Regions from separate parts of the Homo sapiens genome. Here region 1 is linked to region 2. A link is a loop called in an ENCODE intact Hi-C map of the cell type or tissue named here. Cell type or tissue: dorsolateral prefrontal cortex. All regions are shown on one strand. Links, peaks and the distances in the headings refer to the core of each region. The heading gives the core; the rest is flanking DNA.

Region 1 (2,909 bases), core at 159-2,658, 84 kb after region 2:
CCTGGTTCTCAGTGACTTCTTGTTTATATATGTTAGGGTTAATGTTTGAAAACAATCAGCATTTCTCTAGGATCAACAGCCATCTTTTTGGTGTGTTCTGCCAGGAGACATTGGCCAAGTAAGCTGAGGTCTGCACCAGCCAATAGGCATGGAGGCTGGACCAGGAGCCAGCAGGGCAGGCACAGTGTCCTAACGCCTGAGCACAGCAGGGGATGGGCTAAGGGGAGGGCACCAACAAGTCCTGGCAGACATCAGAAGGGACACCCAGCCTAGCCGGCCTCCACCCCAAGGTTGGACTGTCCTGACCCCCTCAAAGAAGGCCTTGCTCCTCCAGCCGCTGGGAGCACTGTTGTTGGATAGCCTTCAGCCTCAGCTCCTGCAGAGAGCATCTCACCCAAGGTGGTGAGGTCCCAGGTGGCCCAATCCCCACAATGGTCTGTGCAGGGGTCTGAGGTCTGACCATCCTGACCCAGCTTGGGATAACCGCAGCTCCAGAGCTCCCGCGGGGCTGGCTGGGGCTGTCGTTGAGCCTGCACTACAGGCTCGACCTCTCCCTCTCCAACTCTGTCTTCATTCTGCTCCTCTTCACAGGGCGTGATCCCAAATAAACATCCCGTGTACCAAACCCTGGCTCAGGGCCTGCGTTCTGGGGAACCCAAGATATCACCATAGGCTGCTAATTTCTCCCATCTGAGATGTGTTGTGGTGGGAGGGATTCAAAACATAGAAAAACATCAAAGATTTTTTTCTAATGTCTCTCTTTTTTTAAAGTTAAAAATTTAAGGCAACTTTGAGAATGGTAAAGAAACCAAATCTTTGTCAGTGTTTGTACTTGCTTTGTAAGGATAATTTTTTTTTTTTTAAATCTTGTCAACACACCTCTGCTGGCAGGAGTGTAGGAAAATATTTCTGTTTAGTCTGTGGGCCCGTGGCTAATTGGTTAAAATTCCTATGCCACTGTAGTCTAGGTTATAGGTTTGGCTGGGTGAGGTATAGCTTCTATCAGGGAAAAGAGTGTCTCCAAAACAAAGTTCACACATAGGACAGTCCCCCAAGGAGGATGTGATAAAGTGTAGAGGTAAACGAAGTACTTAAGTACGTATTTAACTATTTAAACGAAAGACCTCCCCAGGCTAAGAGGTAGCCCTATTTCCTAGACTGACTTGATCTTGAGCTTCCAGAGTCTCTAAGGACACAGACTGCGCCCTCTGCTGGAGGGAAGGCACCACCGGCCCATACTAGGGTGGCCCAAGGGCGCGGTGGCTCAACCTGTAATCTCAGCACTTTGAGGCCAAGGTGGGAAGATCACTTGAGCCCAGGAGTTCGAGACCAGACTGCACAACATAGCGAGACACCATCTCTACAAAATTTAAAAAAAAAAAAATAGCCAGGTGTGGCAGCACATGCCTGTAATCCCAGCTACTCAAGAGGCTGAGGGGGAGGATCACTTGAGCCCAAGAGGCTGAGGCTATAGTGAGCAATGAACACGTAACTGTACTCCAGCCTGGGTGACAGAGTGAGACCCTGTCTCAAAATAATAATAATAAAAATAACAATAAAATAAAAAATAATTTTTAAACATTTTTTAAAGAAAGCGGAAAAAAGGGCACAAGGACAGAGGGGCATAGACCCTCCAACTGGAGTGACTGCCAGAGCTGAACAGCACGGCAATATAACAGTGCTCCAAGACTCAGACCACAGAAGGCCCAGAGTCCTCCAGGAAGGACCCAGACACAGAGCAAAGGTCTTCATGGGTAGAGTCTGGCTGAGGGGTCTCAGGACAGGCAAGGCCCACTGACTCCGTGCCTAGAAGCAGGCTGGCCCACCCTGTGGAGTCCTGCACAAGTGGACACTGTGGCCCTTAGTGTCTCCAAACACAAAAAAGTGTTTCCTCATCTGCAAAGTGGTTCTTCCATTTGCCTCACAGAGATGCTGTGGTCAATAATGCTTTTTTTTTTTTTTTTTTTTTGAGACAGAGTCTCACTCTGTCGCCCAGGCTGGAATGCAATAGTGCCATCTCAGCTCACTGCAACCTCCACCTCCCAGGTTCAAGCAATTCTCCCACCTCAGCCTCCCGAGTAGCTGGGATTACAGGAACCGGCCATCATGCCCAGCTAATTTTTGTGTTTTTGTAGAGATGGAGTTTCACCATGTTGGCCAGGCTGGTCTTGAACTCCTGACCTCAGGTGATCCACCTGCCTCAGCCTCCCAAAGTGTTGGGATTACAGGCGTGAGCCACTGTTCCCGGCAATAATGCATATTTTTCAAAAACAGCATTTAACAGTGGGCATCTGACAAATGTCAGTTTTCCTTTACTGGGATTTTCCACATGATCTGTGTATTGGTGAGGAGCCTCTTAATTGAAAGTGACAGAAACCCAGCATGTAGTAGCTTAGGCACAAACCGGATTAACGGGCGAGGTAAGGAAGGGCTAAGAGGAACTGGCTATGAGGATGCTGAATAGGAACTCCCTGCTGCCAGTACTCTGTCCCCATCACTTGTCCTCCACCTCCCATGGAGGTTCTTTCTCTCCGCCAGGCTTCTGCTCCTTGCAGGGACCGTGGCTCCTGGAGACTCCAGGCCCACAGGCTGCTCCTTGATAAACCAGAGAGGAAAAGTCTCGGTTTCCCCTGTTGGATCTGATCAATCCTAGGGGGAAGGACCCTGGTTGGCCCAGCCTGGATCCTGTCAGAGCAGGCTGCTCCCAGAAAGGGGAAGGAGGGGCCCAAAGCAGCCTGTCCCTTGTGGCTCCCCTAAGTCCCCCACTGCAAGGGACACTGTCCTAACCCCCATCCCTCCTATATCTGAAGGTTCCCCAGCAGATAAAAGTTGCCTTTCCCACAAAAATAGGCCAGGACTCCAGATGGGGTCCGATGTTTGCCTAATGCCACACAGAGCCCACACCTAGG
Region 2 (2,909 bases), core at 140-2,639:
CAAATTGTTACAAACACTTGGAGAGAAATTTGGCAGTTTTAGTAAAGGTAAAAATACTCATTCCTTCCTTTAGCAAATCCACTTGCATGTGTCTAACATAGAGAGCATTCAAACTGCTGGAGAGACATATACGTTAATCTTTATTGCAAATTTTGGGAGTTTTTTGTTGTTGTTGTTGTTGTTTGAGACAAGAACTTGCTCTCACCCAGGCTGGAGTGCAGTGGTGCCATCATGGCTCACTGCAGCCTTGACCTCCCAGGCTCAAGCAATCCTCCCGCCTCAGCCTCCTGAGTAGCTGGGACCACAGGCATGCATTGGTTAATTTTTGGGGTTTTTTTTGGGGGGGGTGTTGTTGTTGTTTCTGTAGAGATGGACTTTTGCCATGTTGCCCAGCCTGGTCTTGAACTCCTGGGGTCAAGGGATCCTCCTGCTTGAAGCCAGGAGTTTGAGACCAGCCTGGGCAACACAGCGAGATCTCATTTCTACCAAAAAAAAAAAAAAAAAATTAGCTGGGTGTGTGCCAGTAGTCCCAGCTACACAGGAGGCTGAGACAGGAGGATCACTTGAGCCCACCAGGAGGTTGAGACTACAGTGATCCCACCACTGTGCTCCAACCTAGGTAACAAAGTGAGACCCTGTCTTTAAAAAACAAAAATAAAAAGTGTCTTTTAATTGTTGGTTTGTTTTGAATTAGGATTTTAAAATATCTACACATTACATTTAGTTGATATGTCTCTTTTTTAAAAAAAAATTTTGAGCTGGAGTCTCCCTCTGTCACCAGGCTGTGCAGTGGCTGAATCGTGGCTCACTTCGACCTCCTGGACTCAAGCAGTCCTCCCACCTCAGCCTCCCAAGTAGCTGGTGCACCACCACACCACGCCAAGTTTCTTTATTTTTCATTTTTTGTAGAGAAGAGATTGCCTTCTGTTACCCAGGCTGGTCTCAAACTCCTGGGCCCAAGTGATCCTCCCACCTTAGCCTCCCAAAGTGCTGGGATTACAGGCATGAGCCACCACGCCTGGCCGTTAAATCTTTTGAAAACCTATAATCGAGAACCTCCCCTTTAAAAATGCCTTTTATTTGTTGGAGAAACTGTCAGTTGTCCTGTAGAATTGTCTCTAATCTGGACTTGGTTGACAATCTTGTGGTTCTTTACCATATTCCTTCATCAGTGTTTTTGTAAACTAGAGGCTTGGTTAGATTCAGGTTCAGCTGTTTTGCAAGAATTCTTTTTGGTGCTGTGTACTTCTGTAATGTCCCTCTAGGGGGCACTTAACCACTTCAGATCTGGTTGTTCCACATTCAGTGGTGTTAAAATTGATCAGACAATTTGAGTGTTGCCAGCTTGATCCATCCAGGATAACCATCAACCTTCCACTAGATGGTTTTAGGCCATTTTTTTTTTGTTTTTGGTTTTGGTTTTTGGTTTTTTGGTTTTTTGAGACAGAGTTTCCCTCTTGTTGCCCAGGCTGGAGTGCAATGGCACGATCTCGGCCCACTGCAACCTCCACCTCCCAGGTTCAAGCGATTCTCCTGCTTCAGCCTCCCGAGTAGCTGGGATTACAGGCATCTGCCACCACACCCAGCTAACTTTTTGTATTTTTAGTAGAGATGGGGTTTCACCGTGTTGGCCAGGCTGGTCTTGAACTCCTGACCTCAGATGATCTGCCCACCTTGGCCTCCCAAAGTGCTGGGATTACAGGCATGAGCCACCATGCCTGGCCAGCAGTGTTGTTTTACAAAGCAAATGATTGGGGATAATCTGTTACTCATTAAATTTTTTTTTTTTTTTTGAGACGGAATCTTGCTCTGTTACCCAGGCTGGAGTGCAGTGGCACGATCTCAGCTTACTGCAACCTCTGCCTCCTCGGTTCAAGTGATTCTCCTGTCTCAGCCTCCTGAGTAGTTGGGATTACAGGCGCGTGCCACCACGCACAGCTAATTTTTGTATTTTTAGTAGAGACAGGGTTTTGCCACGTCGGCCATGCTGGTCTTGAACTCTTGACCTCAGGCGATCCGCCTGCCTCAGCCTCCCAAAGTGCTGGGATTATAGGCATGAGCCACCGCGCCCAGCCTACTCATTAAATTGAAGGGGGGTAATATGCAGGAAAATGATGGAATCAAATTGCCAGAATGTTAACAGCAGTTAATTTGGGTGTTGGGAATGGAAGTAATTTTTTTTGGTGGTTTTTTGTACTTTTTTCAAATTTCCTGAAATGCAAATAAAAGAAATCCTGCCTGAACACATCTAAAGGAGGTGAGACGAACAGGGAGAAAGACTGGAGGGAAGGTTCCAAGTCCAAGTTCCAGGAAGGGTGGCCAGGGAAGTCCACGCGCCAGCAGTGATGATAGTGGACCTCAGTTGCTTTGCTTTTGTGTGTGCCTGTCCAGTGTTCATTCTGCCTCCTGACATCCCTCATTCCCTTTAGGCTCTCCACCTCCTCCCCTGATTCAGTTTTGGTGGAACTGCTTCCCTGGCCAAAGCTCAGGGGCCAGTCAGACCCTTCTCCCCAGGACTTGGGCGCATCACCTCCTCCTGGAAGCCTTCCCTCGGCTGGGGCAGGTGCCTCTCTTCGATGCCTGAGTTCCAGCTGTCAAAGCACTTATATGCCAGTATGTTTATCTGCCCTCTCCTTCACCCCGCCTCAGCCTTGAAAAGTGCCTGGCACATGGTTGGTGCTCAATAAATGTTGGATGAATGATGCCTGTGTTGCTTAGAGCTGAAGAAGGGGCTTGAATGTTAGATTAAAAGATTCCAGAAACTCTTGTGGATGTTCCATAGGATGTGGCTGCAGCTTCCAGGCTCTCCAGTCTAATTCCAGCCCATGGCCTCTTCTTATTGACCAGGGCGCACTTACCCAAGTTCGCCTTCCCTGAGTCCCCACTGTCCCGCACCTATGCGTCAGGCC

What was found. A loop is a pair of places that touch in the nucleus more often than their neighbours do. Peaks named below come from ENCODE experiments on the same cell type or tissue, not always from the same donor. Only the 100,000 strongest peaks of a DNase experiment are listed, where the experiment ranks them.
Region 1: a loop joins it to region 2, with 4 times the contacts of the local background. A loop is called at or near these places in 64 of 110 quality-filtered maps.

The regions. Positions count from the first base shown.
Region 1 is chr2:231,600,608-231,603,516 of GRCh38, forward strand. No RefSeq gene overlaps it. Among named protein-coding and RNA genes, the nearest start is that of TEX44, 9.2 kb to the left of the region's middle. In dorsolateral prefrontal cortex, for the core only: CTCF peaks have their summits at 1,196 (motif pointing left) and 1,405; a DNase peak (open chromatin) is centred at 1,234; H3K4me3 peaks cover 428 bases; H3K27ac peaks cover 2,500 bases.
Region 2 is chr2:231,516,437-231,519,345 of GRCh38, forward strand. It overlaps a transcript of NMUR1 not described here. Among named protein-coding and RNA genes, the nearest start is that of LINC00471, 3.5 kb to the left of the region's middle. In dorsolateral prefrontal cortex, for the core only: a CTCF peak has its summit at 1,268 (motif pointing right); no DNase peak of the experiment used is centred there.